Linked DNA regions of Mus musculus: region 2 is linked to region 1. Evidence: chromatin loops called from intact Hi-C (ENCODE). Cell type or tissue: left cerebral cortex. All regions are shown on one strand.

Region 1 (8,000 bases):
GTAGAGTCATAGAAGCATCGTAGTAAGAACTTTATGAAAAGGAAGCACTTAAGATCGTTTCTCTACTTCAAAACATAGAAAAGTGTGCACTCTGCACAAATGCTAAGACCTGTTTGCGCACAGCGGACACACACACACACATATGCATCTACACCCTCCGTAGCATGCCTGTTTTGTGTTTCCCTGAGCATCTGACTCTCATTCATGCTGATAGCCCTCTTCACATGCACCCAGAAAATGATGCGTGCTGACTACTGAGAACTGTCTGTATTCAAACCTGTTAAGAGCTGAATATTTAAAACCAGTTTGTCACACCAACACCCGGTTTTTTGAAGAGAATAGGAATGGTGCAGAAAGATCAAAATGGGGAGGGGGCATTAAAGATAACACCTGGATGGGAGATGGGTGATGCTCTCTTTAAGTGCATGGAAGTCTTCTTGTGTGCTCAGGATGAGAGGCGACAGGTTCCCTCGAAACTGTAGCCAATGGGCAGCACTAAGAGCTGGGCTTAGATGCTGTCAACTCTACTGAAATCCAGGGCTTTTCTGTAGAAGATTTTTGGTTTCACAGGATATGCTTCTGCTATTTTATTATTAAGATCGTCATAACACAAAGCTGTCCATTGACAGAGAGCACATCCTTTAAAATGAGGTGTGTGGAATCCGATTATGAACAGGGAAGAAATGAGCTACAAGATCCTCTTGCTTTCTTCCCGCTTATACATGAAGATTGGGTGCCTCTAGTGAGAAAATGTTTACAACTTCATTTTTCCTCTTTGTTCAGGTGGAGTCAGTTGACATCTTGAGTCAACTAGAAGCACCTTCTCCCCTACCCCCCACCCACCAAGCAGAGAGCGCACGACAGGCTTTTCAGATGTCACCAAGTTAAGCAATTTAAACTTCTGGGTTTCTAAAGCCTGTATTAATTGGTTAGAGTTTGAGTCAAATCAGCATTAGTTGAAATGGTTTCAAAATGCTGGAATTTAGGACAAGAGACATTGTACTTTTGCATGCCCTTCCCACTCCCATGCAGAGTTTTCTGAAACACCCTGATGTCATGTCATCTACTTACTAGTTTGCTTATAAAAAATAAATAAAGCAAACCCTAGCTACTTAGGAGAAACTGTTCGGCAGTGCATAGCTGTGTTCTACATGTCTCATTACCATTAACAGCCATGCATGACTAAACCTCCTTCTACTGCTTTGAGTATTTACCCTCTGGCTTTGTGAAGTGATGCCTGAGTGTGGCTTTTACAAAGGAATTTCATAACCATCTATGCTCTGTGCAGCACACCTACCATTTCGGAATATGCACAGTTCTCCTTGGGGGAATCTTGGCAACAATTAAGAGTGTTCAGTGAAAGTAAAGTACAAGTAGTGAGCCTTTTCTGGTTCACCTCTTGCCTTAACTTAGGGACAAGCTACCTTTATTTTATTCTATTCCCCGTTTTCCACTAGTGTCATATAACCAATCGCAAAGCCTCCTTTTCTACACTATAAAGGAAAAGCAGGCCATTCAGCTGACACCCAGAGTTGAAAACTAGAAGCATGGTGTGGTCTGTTGAGGTCCAGGGATTTAAAGGATCAAGTCTGCTATCTGAATCTTCAGATCCACCAAGGAGAAGGGAGAATGAGCATTTTCTCCCTCCTCCAAGTTTTTGTAATTTTGCAAGATTTAGCCACTGGTGGGGAACTAGAGATGAGAGACATTTGGGGGACTCTTGAGAAAGCAATAGAGTTTATGAAAAAAGGGACAGGGAGATCAAAGAGAGTTCAGCCCTTAGGGAAGCAGGTTTACTGGGGTGGCATTTTATAGAGGGTATTTTAAATGGGTTTTACCCCTATGCACAAGATTGGGACCCTTCTGGTTAACAGACCCCATCTGTACTGAAACATCTTTATTTACAGTCAGGGCATTTGAAATAACCTTGATTTTCATCTTCTTCTTCCCTTATTAAATTGGCAGCCCTGCGCTAAGTCTTCCTCTTCTAACCCTTTCTAAGCCTTCATTTCTTCCCAGAGAAAGAAGTCATTTACCTTCAAATGTCACATTTCAGGACTAGTAGCTAAAGTCCCTCTTTGTAGGAAAAAAAATGCAGGCTTAGCTTCTGTCATGAGATCATCTGTCTCAGCCCCATTTATTTCTCCTGGGTGATGAGAAGACCTCTGCTTCTCTGTAAAAAGGCGCTAGGAAAGAAGGAGTTAAAGTGAAGGCAGGCTCGCTGGTTTGCTGAGATCTGTCAGAGGCTGACTGGCTGGCTACATATCTGTCTCTGGAACAATAGGTACCTATATTCTGCACGGGCTTCTGGGCAGGCAGCACTAACACTCAGGAGAAGGTCTGCCTCTGTCTGCGCCTTCCTGGTGAGAATCCCCCCGTAACAGTTCTAGTTTTCAGAGGGGACAGAGAGAAAGAGAGTGAGGTGGGGGGGGAAGGCTGTCTACTCTGTTGATGAAGGACAAAGCTTTGATCATTTTTGTTCAGGCTTCACTTGGCTAGAGGTTTTAGGTTCTTAGACTCCAGTCAGTAGTTGTGTTGGCTTTCTTTCTTTCTCTTAGTCTCTCTGTAGTGTGCTTCTCTCTCTCTCTCTCTCTCTCTCTCTCTCTCTCTCTCTCTCTCTCTCTCTCTCTCTCTCTCCCCTTTCACATTCTCCTTCTGTTGCCCTCCCTCTCTCATTTCTCCTCATAGGTTCAATGCAGGCAGATGAGTGTCACAGATGTAACTGAGGCACTGAATAATCAACATATCGGAGCCAATTCCCAGGACGGCAAGAGGGGGAACCGGCAGAGATGACTGACCCTGGAGGACAAGAGCATTCTTCTGACAAGTTTTAGGTAAGGGAATATTTATATACAATTCGTTCGGAATCTTTGTGCCTGAGAGAGACATTTGTGATTAAGAAAAAGGAAGTCACTATAGGTAAATATCTTTGAGAGGGTACCCTCCCTGGTGTCCCTGGCTTGCAGAACCTGTCAGTGTAAATGCCTGCTTTGTGTTACTAGACTCTTCAGAGGTGAGGTGTGTGCGGGGACTGGAGGAAGGGTGAGCTGCTTTTTATGTCTGTGTGGTGACATTTATCATGCTGTTTAAATCTGTATCTGTAGAAAAAAAATAGAATTTCTGTTTGACGATAGTATCGTTTTTTTTTTGTGCAAGGCAGAGCATATGGCTGTGCAGAATTCAAGTGGCGTTCTTTCATTCTTAATTTGTAATTATTTTTACACTCAACAGTACTGAGGTCAGAGAGTTTTAAAAATTAATGAGATTCCCTGTGGAGTTCAAATAGTAATATCTACAGTGAGCCTCCACAAAGAGATAAGATTAGGCCAGTATATTTTTGCTATAGATTTGGCTGTCTTACTTTGAATACACGCCATCTGAAAGCATATGTAGGGTTCAATAGTTTCTGGGAGTTGCTGTGATTTGGAGACTAGCCCTTAATTTAATGTTTAGTGACCAGGAGCCATGCAGTCCCAGTTAGAGTGCTGAAGATGAACACGGTGAGCGGAGACATTCCTAAAACTTCACAGACATTATTGTCATGACAATGGAGGGTATCTTAGACTTTCGAGGAAATAGCAAATGATGAATGAGGCGCGTGCTAAGAAGAGGAAAAAAATCTGCAAATGTATTTTTATTTTAAGTACTGTGTGAAAATTCTATGTAGAAACGGCTATTTAGGATCAAAGATTGCTGGTCTGAACAAAGAGGCAAGGATCTGTACAGGTGAAAATTTCTTTGCCACAAAAGGAGTCTAGACCTTGGATTAAGGACAGTAAGTGATTTGTTATTTATTTATTTATTTATTTATTTATTATTATTATTATTATTATTATTTAAATCTTTACTCTTGCCCCACAAAGGTAGCTCACTGGGCGAGTCCAGGCATTTAAAACTTTGATTTCCCACAATTTAAAAACATTGTTGATGTCCGTGGTCTAAGACACTGTTTACAAGAGAGGCACTGCCAAGTAGTCTGAACATAGAGTAATCTGGGCTAAAGATGTTTTTATCCCTAGCTCCCCATTTACAAGATCCATTCAGGTCTTCCTCTGACACATTGTTATGTAAATACTGTTCGGCCAGGGAAAGCCCGGCGATGGAGATTCAATTTACTTTGAAAGTTGTTCATTATAGCAAGGATGAATGTTATTTATTTGAAGCGATTCAAAGACTGGAAATGACTTTTTCATTGTGGTACCTTTTGTGATGGGTTCAGGGTGATCTAATCTTTTTAATTTTGGCTTTCACACCAGTGGAGATGAAAAGAGATCTGAACTCATTTATCGGTTGCTAGGTCTTTCTGGAAGCCGAAGTTCTGCTTGTGGTTGCTATGGCCGGGCTGACCTCAATCTCTGTGGTTTGAGGGACTTAAGCAGTCATTTTTTTTTTCTTTTCTTTTCTTTCTTTCCTTTTTTTTTTTAATTGAAGAGCATGTACCTTGATTTATGTCCAAAACTGTAGCTGAATGTCTTTGTCCGCGGGTGATATATGGTGCAGAACAATTCATCTGTTCTTACGAGTAAACACCGCTGTCCCACTAAAAATATGTTTTGTTCGGAGTTAATGGTATGGAACAGGGCATTCTCCACAAACAGCTATCTTTTATTGTGTTGGGGCCGCGGAAACGCTGAGCAAAGTGCAGGAAATTGGCATCAGTCCTCGCGTCTATTAGCATTTCATTTGTGAGTCGCCTGATAAGACGGTAGGTGGACAGAGCGAGCGAGGACGGGTGTCTCCGGTGTCTCGACATCCTCACTTTCTCAGCTGGGACCGCCTAGCCTGTACCCGCATTTGCCAGGACCCAGTAAGTCAGCGTTAGTTTCCCCTGACCTGGTGAGAGCATCGCTTTGCCCAAGCGCTAAAGCACACCCAGGAGGACGGGCTGTGGCTCCGCGCTTGGGACCAGTAGTCTTAGGCTCCTTGAGGCAAAGTTGCTGGGTCCGATCTCGGCAACACCCAGAAACGTAATGCCTATGTGCGATTGCACCAGTCGCTTGCTTTCTAGACCCTTGTTAGAAAGGAACAAGGTGAATCAGAGGCTATGGAGAACACAGCCCCATTCAGCAGATGCGCCCGAATACAGCCCTGCTCCTTAAAAACTGCTAACTGATGGATGCTGCGGGGGGGGGGGGAAGAGACAACACGAGTAAGATGAGGGTGAAATAGAAATCAGGAAAAGCACGTATCGCCGCTAGCACCATCATCTTCCTTCTCACAGCAGCTTGGTGGGTTTTCTTTCTTTCTCTCCCTCTCTTTTTTAATATGCTAATGATTTTTCTTCTAAATCGGCCAGCATGGACTATCCTCAGGAAAATGAGATCCAGGAAGAGTGACGCCCTCCTCGAACTGAAAGGTAAAAAAAAAAAAAAAAAAATATATATATATATATATATATATATATATATATATATATATATATATATATCAACCCTTTTCAAACATTGCATGTGCTTTGAAAAACTGCTTTCTAAATATGCCTATTTAAAATTTGAGTAGTTTTGTTTTAGCGTGTGAGGTTTGGAGATAACCAGTTAGAATTTTATTGTTAGTCATTTTCAAAAGACTGCCTAGCTTTTGTTAACCAAGTGCAATCAGGTGCCTCCCGTGTTTCTTTTCATCCCTGGGAACCGAGAGCTGCTGATTGCTTTGGTGTAGATCCTCATGTGTGTGTGGGGGGGGGAGGGGAGCGCGGGAGGGGGGCGAGGCAGTGTCAGTAAAAATAATCTTTACGTGTGTAGATTTCATTGTTAGAGCTCGCTAACTTCAGCCAGAGGTACAGCATGTCAAAGGTCTTTTCAGGCTTGGAAATTCTTTATAGGGCCCTAGTTCCCCCTCCCCCAAGCCTGGGTAAGGATGCTTTAATTGTTTAATTGCAGTGAGCTGGACAGCTCATCTGCAGCTCTAAACTGAGACGCTTTTAAGAAGTTCTGTGCTGCCTTGCTGAAGTCATACACGGTAGCTTGAATTAATTTTGAGATAATTGATTTTTTCACCAGGTTTATTATTATTATTATTATTATTATTATTATTATTATTATTATGTTTTTGTTTTCTGCTGTATGCATGCTTTGCCAACCTCAGAATTTGCAGAGCTGAGCCCAGGCTCAGTTCCTGGGGCTTCTGGCCTCAGTCTTCTCCAAGGCAGCATTTTCTGTGAGTTTGCTAATTTCATAAGAAATATTTAATTGTAGGTGTCTGAAGACAAATAGCATCCTGGTATGTATATGAGTATGCTGTGTGTTGTAATATAAGGTGTCATAAATTTCACATTGTGTTTTGCTCTGCTGTTATTTCAGAGGATTATAAGTGAATCCAGGATAGCACTCAATTTCCAGAAATGATTCAGTTCACTCTAAAGAATCTGGGAGGCCAGGCCTGTAATGACATTTTGATGACTTTCATTTTAAGGTGCAATAGAAATTGAGTAAGATATTTTAATGGCTGCTCTCTAATATCTCACTCTCCAGTGTTGGGTTTTTACCACTCATTCTGGCTTTACCGTTTTATGTTGGCTGGTAATTGTTTTCTTGTATGTAGGAATCATTTTATCCATATGTAGAACTTATTCCCGAAAGTCTGGTTGCCTTTATCACAGCTCACCTCTTGAGATGAAACAGTGAGTATTTCCAGCTTGCGTCTCCTTTCCTTTGTCATATCTTAAGCATGATTTGTCCATTCCTAAAGAGAGGACCATTCAAGATGTTAGCCTGTGGTTTAAAGAGAGGCAGAAAATGGCATGCAAGTGAGAGGAGCCTTGAGAAAACAGAAGAAATGACTGATGGGTGCATAGTTCTATATTTTAAAATTAGACTAAGAGTAATGTACATAAATATGCAGACATTTTTTTATTAATAGGTAGATGCAGATATATCAGCTTAATGAGGTCGCGGTGAATGTTACCAGGGACATCTTTGCACTTCAATTCTTTTGGGAGCTGTACACACAAGCAGAGTTAACCACATAGCTTTTACAGAATAAAATCCTTTGGGAGCTGAAGTTGTGACACAGTGGATCGGTTTTCATGGAAGTCAAATAAAACCCTTACATCCATTTTCCTGTGCAAGTTACACAAAGTCAATTGCTTCCCAACTGCATTGTTCTCAATGCTAATTAGGAATTAAAAATACAATTTAACTTGACATGAGTGAATATTTAAAGTCGCAATATAATCCTGCTGAAGGAATACACCATTACTTTCATTTTTTTCATCAAAGTAGAATGAAACTCTCATATCTGATTAAATTTATTCCATTCTCATGATATATTTGAAAATATCTTGGCATCTGCTTTCGTTTTTTTGTAAATAGTATTCTTTTCCAAATATTATGGTCACAGTGCAGTTGACTAAGAAAAGACTAATTTTTTTCCTTGCCTACTCTAATTTTGTCTTTTGTCGTGATATATGATTATTCTTACCTGTCTTCAAGAAAAGTGTATTGACTTTGAAGCTATTAAACTAACCCATGTGTCAGAGTTCAGGATGAAAAATAGCCCCAAACTTGTTTCATTAGAGGTTGTGTGTGAATTATCAAAAGTTACAAGTTGGTCTTGGGATGGTGTATTCAAAGCATCCTTAGGATGCATTTTCCTGGCAGTTAACAAGTTCCTTGAGTCATTGTGTTAAGTATTTCCTTAAGCTACATCAGTTTACTTTCCCTAAACAATATAACCTAGTAAATGTTTTGCAGAATATTAACGGTCAGAGGATGGGCCTTCTGGGGTGACCACTGATCCTAGATCCCTACTTTGATTAGCATCCAAGTAACTGTTCTAGAAGTTTGCTAAGGATCCATGATAAAGTTTTATCTGCTGGTTTGTATTTAATCATGTTTGTGATCTGCACACAGATTTTAATTTCGGGGTCATCAGTGATACCAGAATGGTTTAAGAAAATAAAAGTTATATTCAAAGCTTAATTGTCTGCCACTTACTTTAAAAAAAATGTTTTAGCTTTGGAATGCATAAGATTGTATTAATGGTGTTTCTAATCTGACTGT
Region 2 (8,000 bases), 83 kb before region 1:
AAGGTTTGTCAAGCCGAAGTGGACAGCTAATTTCAGAGGCACTGTGGTGAGCAGGGAACACGCTGTGATTATTTCAGGCCCAGGTTATTCATCCTGTCCAGAATTTGCTCTCAGAAAGGAGACATTTTGTATCAGTCACTGACTCTATCATGATGTTTTGATCAACCATGGGCTATAGATGATATTTGTTCTGAGGTTATGACAGCACCAAAAGAGCCTACCTAGTGATATAATACCGTCTATTACTTCTGTGTTTGTGGTGAAGCTGGTGCAAGTGGACATAGTCTTCACCTAGAGTTCAGGGGCAACCAACCCATCCAGCTCGGTATACCATATGGCAGTTGGAAGTGTTTAGCACTCACCGCTACTGGTTTATAAACACGTTACGCCTGACTCTATGGTTTTGTCAGGATGTATACCTTCCACCTATAAAAAGGGAACTTTGAATTAGTGTCTCTGCTACGCTGAAGTGGCTGCAGCTGATGCATCTCATGGTTGCCACATCTCTATTTTAACATCACGCCTGAGGAGTAGTGTGGTTGACTTTTCCATTATGTGCCCATACCTGATATCCCAGTGTGCGGTGGACTATACCACCTAGGTTGCGTAAATACAGGCCGTGATGTATTACCACGATGGCACTGAAGGCCATGTTTCTCAGAACTTCCTCTGTCATGCAGCAGATTATGCCTGTTTGCCTGCAGTGTACCCTTGAATATCATCTTATTTGTTCAAAGTTAACATTGGCAAGTTGCAGTCTTTTGAAAGAGATGATTTTTATCTTATTGTTTATTAATGCATATTATATATTGGTGGAAGTCAGAGTGATATTCCAATACCTTGCGTACAGCACTCATTATGCAGTACAACCTTTCCCTACCTACCTCTGCCACTAAACCCCTTCTGCCTCTAGTGATCATGACTTTCCCTTAAGGTCACCTCCACTTAGAGAATGTGCAGTACTTGTCTCTCTATGTCTGGCTCATTTTACTAAAATGAGTCTTTTAGCCCTTTCCATTTTGGTGGAAATGACATAGTTTCACTGAAAAAAAAAATCTTTGTATGCACCAAAATTCCGGCCTTATATATGGCTTCTAGGGATGGTTCTGCTTCGGCTTCTTGGGGATGATACTTATTTCCTTACCTGTAAAATGGGTAAATAGACGTCAGGTTGTAAGATGTAGATCAGATGAGGTAAGATGTGTTCCTGGCTGCACTGGTGCCTGACACTGGGGTTATATGTCAAATGGTAGCTTAGGTGATGAGATACAGTTTGCTGATTTGTAGTGTGGTATTCACTGTACATACAACCACTTTGCGTGGTCACTGTCTCATACAATCTTCATTTACTTGGCTAAATTGAAGATTCCATTTAGAAATGTTGGAAGATCTAAATAACTGTATAAGCTGCTTTGCAAATTGTGTGTGTGTGTGTGTGTGTGTGTGTGTGTATGTGTGTGTGTGTGTGTGTGTGTGTGTGTGAGAGAGAGAGAGAGAGAGAGAGAGAGAGAGAGAGAGAGAGAGAGAGAGAGAGATTTTCACTTGTTGAAATTCTTTGTCTGGATTAAGCAAAGACATTCAGAGTCAGGGGACGGCAAGATGGGCCCAAGAGCTCCCATTGCCTGAAGCACACAGCTGGCAAGCATAATTCTAATCCACACTGAGGTCCCTTTTGAGGCTCACAGTGCAGACTGTCCTAGTTTATCCAAACAGTGAGTTCTAGGGAGACACCAAACAGATGACAGCTGAGCAGCCTTACTGAACAGAGCAGAACACATGGTCACACACAATATTTGTAAATAAATTAGCAAGGATGAAGAATTCAGGGCTGGAATGGAAAGAGAACAAGACTCGCTTCCCTTAATTGAAAGGACTTGGCTGACAAAGGACAAAGCGTGGTTCACTTTTGTGGGGGGAAGGACTTGGAACTAGGTAGCCTGTCTCTGTTTTCAATTCCATGCCTGATTAAACTTTCAAAGAGACAGTGGATTTCGTTTGGCTGCCCCCTCCAGAAAAAAAAGCTAATTCCTAGAATAAATTAAAGGCAAATGATTGGGGCATAAGAAAACATCTTGTATTATAATGGAGTTTTGAAAAATAAAATCTGGAAAGAAACAGAAGAGGGTGGAGGGGATGATTCTGTAGATAAACTCCCTTCCTTGCAAGCATAAAGACCTGAGTTCAAGTGCCGGAACCCATATTTTAAAAACCTAGGTATGGTAGTGTGTGCTTTTCATCTCCATACTGAGATGGTAAGGACAAATAGATTCTTGGATGTCTCTGGCCAGTTAGCCTGGCCTAATCCGTGAGATCTGGGCCAGTTAGTGAGAGACTCTACCTCAAGAAATAAGGTTGACTACTGGCCTCCAGAAATACAAATACTATGTGCACTTACACACACACACACACACACACACACACACACACACACACACACACACTCTATATATATATATACACATTATCTGTGAATGTGATTCCACTAGTACCAGTCATTCTAATAGACTAGATTAACTCAAAGTACTTTTCCTAATAGAGCCTATTAGCATCCGTACTGTCCTTTTGCTCATCCTTCATCTTTCCTTCTCTGCCAAGGTTGTCTGACAGTCACATTGGTGACCCATGTGCACTTGGCAGAAGGAAGCTCAGGCACAGGCCTGGTGTGGGGAAGGATGTCTTCTCAGTAATTGCCCTGCGCCCTTGATATTTTTCCTCTCTCACCTGAAGTTAGGTCTGTGTGAAAGAAGGAAGGGATGAGGGGTGGAAACCAGAAAAGGGAGGCTAGACTGAGAGACAGAAAGGGGGGAGGGAGGGAGGAGGAGAGATAAAAGGCAAAGACAGAAGAGGATTAGTGCTATACAGACAAGCAGAAATAAAAAGGAAGCAGAGGGAGGTCTTGATGGTGTCCTGGCTTTTTGGCTGCTGTCCACTGAGCAAGATTGATTCTATGATAACTTATCAAGGGTAGAAAGAACTTTGCGCTTTGGATGAGATTTCTGCTTCTGTCGCCTTAATCGGATCTCAGCTCCGAGGCCCTCCATTGACTGAATTCCCTCTAAGCCAGAGATAATAGAATCTCAGCTTCAGAAAAGCCTTTGAGGTTGTCCAGTTCATGTTGTAGGGAAGAGGAGCTAAAGCCCTGAGAGAGGCTGACTCGGCCAAGGTCATCCAGCCAGCTGTGGCTGCAGCTGCACCAGGAGCTATGGCCCCCCACCCCCAGTGTGGAGCTGGGCACTTTTGTCACTGCTGCAGGCACACGCTTGGCCCACTGCTCACTGTTCTCATTATCTGTGCTTTGATGTCACTTGGAGCTTTCCCGAAAATGTGATCAGACAAACGCTAGTTGGCTCGTGCATTCATTTCCTCTTCTTATGCCTTTCCAGGATGCAGAAGAAACAGGCTGTCCTATGAATTCTAAACACCTTGGCGAAGTATAAAAGTTCTGAGCAATCCTCCCCCCTCCACAGTTCCAGGAGGGTTCACGCTTCAGTGACTCTAATCCACTCTCTGTCCCTTGCAAACATTCCGTCCCTTTTTTTTTTTTTTTTTTTTTTGCATCCTCCTAAATACTATCCCTTTTATCTGAAAAACCAGCATAACAATGGCAACAACTGGGATGGATTGGCTGCACACAATGCCTCACTAACAATTATTAATTGTAAGTCACCAAGATTGATTACCTAGTGACTGTGCTCTGAACAAGGCAGGGGTGTTAAGAAACCACAAAGCAGCCAGCCACTGCTTCTGGGCCTGAAGGGCAGAGTTAATTGTGTTGTTCTGGGAATATCATCAGGCATGAGCTGTGGGTCAGAGAGGGAAACAGACCATTCTAGGTGTGTCAGGCAGGACAAGAATTAAAACAAGGGGTGGGGTGCATGGAGAAATCAGGAGCTGAACAGAAAGAACATGGACATTCTCAGCTGGGTGTTTGTTTGGTTGTTTTTGGTTTTTTGTTTTGTTTTAGTTTTTGTTTGTTTGTTTGTTTGTTTTGTTTTGTTTTGTTTTGGTTTGTTTTGTTTTTGTTTGTTTTGGTTCCTGCTAAAGTTGCAGAACATTTACTAGTAGTGAGAACAGGAAATTCTAGAGACTGAACGGAGACCCACACGTGCACCCACCTCCATGAGCAAGCACTAATCTATCCCTCTGTGTTTCCTGTCATGGAAGCTCTTATTGGTGTCCTACAGACTGGAAACTTGCTGACAAAGAATTCTAGGAAATGTGATTCCTAAGATGTGATTCTTAAGTTTTTCTTTCTTTTTCTTTTAAGATTTATTTATTTATTTAATTTTGTATGTTAGTATGAGTACACTGTAGCTGTCTTTAGACACACCAGATTCCATTACACGTGATTGTAAGCCACTGTGTCATTAATGGGGCTTGAACTTAGGACCTCTGGAAGAGCAGTCAGGGCTCTTAAACACTGAGACATCTCTCCTGCCCAAACTTTTCTTCTTGAGATACAAGGTATAGGACAGAAGTAGAACGATGATGCCAGACTGGATGGAGCCCAGATCATGTTAGTGTTTTTTACTCTGCTGAGGGACACCGGAGACAAATTACATTTGAGGACTTCCATCTCTGCTCCAAGTAAACAAGAACGTTTCCTCATTAGATAAAGTGAAGTATCTCCCTCTAATCACCATAGCATGCACGGTAATACTGACTCAGAAAAGGGTACCAAGCACATCACATACAAAACACAAAGGCAGTAAAGGCTACAGCCATTCTGTATAAAATGATAACATTAGAGGTCAAGACACCTTGTCTCTAAACACTTCAGCCTTCCTGGGCTATCTGTTCCTGCTTGCTGCTATTTCAGTGGGCTGTGGTCATGAATAAGTGTATCTGTGTTCCGACACATCTTTCTTTACCATAGAAGTGGGCTTGTTTATCTCTGAAAAGCATATCTCTTTGAGCTGTTATCTAAACACCAAGCCAAATGGCAGCAAGACACATAAACAAAACAAACAAACAAAAATAACAAAATCACAAGCTCTCTCTTCTAAGACAGACTTATTCTTTTAAATATGTATTTCAGATATTTGGTAGACTTGTCTGAAATGCCATCATATGAGAAACTCAGAAGAAGGTAAAGATACATAGTGGGCAGGAAGTGTTTGCTTAGTTGTTTTAATGTTTAGGATGGGTAATGTGGGCAGTTCTTAACCTTCAGTGAGGAAGCAAAGTCTAGCATATGTCATAGTTACCTGCCAATTTAATATGTGTAGTACCTGGCCCATAGAACTCTTATCACAGAGTCTGAATCTAGGTATCTGTACTTGCTAGTTTTGTGTCAACTTGACATTGGCTGGAGTTATCACAGAGAAAGGAGCTTCAGTTGGGGAAATGCCTCCACGAGATCCAGCTGTAAGGCATTTTCTCAATTAATGATCAAGGGGGGAGGTCCCCTTGTGGGTAGTGCCATCTCTGGGCTGGTAGTCTTGGTTCTATAAGAGAGCAGGCTGAGCAAGCCAGGGGAAGCAAGCCAGTAAAGTACATCCCTCCATGGCCTCTGCATCAGTTCCTGCTTCCTGACCTGCTTGAGTTCCAGTCCTGATTTCCTTGGTGATGAACAGCAATGTGGAAGTGTAAGCTGAATAAACCCTTTCCTCCCCAACTGCTTCTTGGTCATGATGTTTGTGCAGGAATAGAAGCCCTGACTAAGACATTATCCCCGCAAAGAACAATTTTATATCCTCCTTATCAATTCTTTTAATTGCAAGTGACAGAAACCCAGTGCAAAAAAGCCTCATGTCAATGGGAGGATGACACAGCTCCTCTGGCTAATAGTGCCATGGGTGTTCCTGGTTCGGTGTGAAGTTGGCAGTCAGGGTGCTTTAGTGTCAAAAACAATCAGTGTTTCTCCATCCCTTAAATCTGTGTCTGTCCTCATTCTCACTCGCTTTTCCTTGGGAGAGTTCTGGGTATGATCTCTTTAAACCCCAAAGCAAGACGTGCTATTCTTTCTGTGTTAGCAAAGTCCCAGCGTATTCTATAGCCTTAAGCCAGATCATGTGACCGCAGTACAGAACAAATGGCTCTGGTGGGCAGGTTGGAAAATTCTGATTGCTGCAGTCAAAATGATCCCTCATCGATGGAATCATTCAGTCCTAGTTGTGTGGGCTGAGAGTAAAGGAGGAAGTGTAGGTTCTAAAAGGGAAATCAAAACATTCTCAAACTTTATGCTAGACAGCTTTTCCTCTACTATAACAATATTCCCGATACAGTCAGCTTATAAAGAGAAACGATTCATTTTGATTCACAGTTTTAACCAGTTGCTTTGGATCTACAATAAGACAGGATACAGCAGGCACATGTGGCAAAACCAACCCACTTATCTCTTCATCCAGGGACAAAAGGCAAAAGAGAATAACTATAGTTTCACAATTCCCTCTTAGGGATCCAGCACCAATAATCTAAAGATTTCCCACTAGGCCCTGCCTCGAACAGACCCCACTTCCTCTCCACAGCTCCCTCCTGGGGAACCAAACCTATATCACATGGCGAACAAGGCCTAAACAACAGCACAGTGAGAGGCAGGCTAGACAGATAATACTTGCAAGTGTGCTAGATGGTCTTTCATGGAGTTCCAAGTTCCTGCCCATATGCTTAAGTATAGGTGCCAGAAGGAAGCAGACTTTATCGCGGTTGCTCAGCCGAACATCTTAATGGTGCTCTTAAGTAGTGGTACTACCTCAGCCATAGGCATACCAACTGGAGCGAGATCAGTAAATAAGGCTGGGCAGCCAAATGAAGCTCAATTAATTGGAGTGAGTGGAACACACTTTCCTGAGGTACTTCTCGGTGTGGTTTGTTGAATGAGATGCAGGGTATCCGTTCTTAAGCCAGCATCATATGATTGTGTATTTTTCTTCCCTTCCGTTTTAGTTCTCAGAGCAACAGTTAACCCCCTTCCTTCTTACACACACACACACACACACACACACACACACACACACACACACACACACACACACACACAATGCACACACACACCTCACACACACATGGTGCATGGGTTTGGAAACCGACAGGGTCTATTGCATCCTTTCTCAGAAGCAGTGGCACCTGGCTTTTTCCTTTTAGCTTACTCACTGAAGTAGGTGAAGGCTTTGAAGCTTCTAAAAGCAAAGAGCCCATAGATTTCATTTCATCAAGGTTGCAAAGTTACTGGTTTCCTCATGCCCGAAACAGACCCTACCCTATCAACCGTGGCTATGTAATTTATGTGTGGCCACAAGGACCACGGTGTGAGCAGGCAGTGACCTTTTAGATGACTGCCTAAGCCTTCATTAAGAAGAGCATCCAAAATGACAGCCCTGCCTCTAAGGAAACCCAGCATTCCACACTGGTAGCCCAAGCAGTGAAAATTCACTTGGCGTGGGATTCTCCTCTCCCAGGCCCCCATGCCGGGAGCCAGGGGCACAAGACAGTGTGTTGGCAGATTCCAATCACTTAGAAGCTTTCCTTTCTGACTCTGCTTTGTAAGAATGCATCTAGTTAAATCCACAGGGTCATTGCCTGCGGCTTTCAAAACACGAGGTTTTATGAAGGAATTCGGACCTGGAATCCAAGGTTCAGAGCCCAGACCTTCAAACAGATTAATCGCCATGGGGAGCAACAGAAGAGCTTCCCAACTTTAGCTTCGTCCTGTGCCCTAGCAACCATGGGCCCCTATTCAACAGACTCAGGTCTGCAGTATAGTCTGTTGGACAGAGTGCTAGGCAGGGTGCCAAAGAACTGGGGCAGACTCATTTCAGCCCTGCCACTGGCTCCCCATGTTCCCCCTTGAGCAGGTTCTTAACTGTTCTGTCTGCGTTTGCAGCTTATTAAGTTAAGAGGAGTACAATAATACACCAAGACACATAATTCCAGGACGGGGAGAGTGAGGGAACAGGTGGATGTGTGTTTTGTGGGCAGGCAGGAGTGCTGTGTCTAGAAGGCAAGTAAATCATTTGCAGTGGAGAAAGTATCCTGTTTTGTCTGGTGGATAAAATAAG

Evidence for each region. A loop is a pair of places that touch in the nucleus more often than their neighbours do. Peaks named below come from ENCODE experiments on the same cell type or tissue, not always from the same donor. Only the 100,000 strongest peaks of a DNase experiment are listed, where the experiment ranks them.
Region 2: it touches region 1 in a loop (6-fold over the local background); 4 of 42 quality-filtered maps call a loop at or near these places.

Annotation. Positions count from the first base shown.
Region 1 is chr10:92,159,461-92,167,460 of GRCm38, reverse strand. Rmst (rhabdomyosarcoma 2 associated transcript (non-coding RNA)) reads left to right here and starts at 2,283. Exons shown (of 13, transcript NR_028262.1): 1 at 2,283-2,363; 2 at 2,689-2,834; 3 at 5,297-5,356. In left cerebral cortex, no CTCF peak of the experiment used is centred here; DNase peaks (open chromatin) are centred at 3,497, 4,161, 4,820, 5,727 and 1 more place; H3K4me3 peaks cover 3,628 bases; H3K27ac peaks cover 1,811 bases.
Region 2 is chr10:92,242,636-92,250,635 of GRCm38, reverse strand. The region is part of intron 7 of Gm20757 (predicted gene, 20757); the gene reads left to right. Among named protein-coding and RNA genes, the nearest start is that of Rmst, 81 kb to the right of the region's middle. In left cerebral cortex, no CTCF peak of the experiment used is centred here; DNase peaks (open chromatin) are centred at 1,816, 3,364, 3,728 and 7,651; H3K27ac peaks cover 313 bases.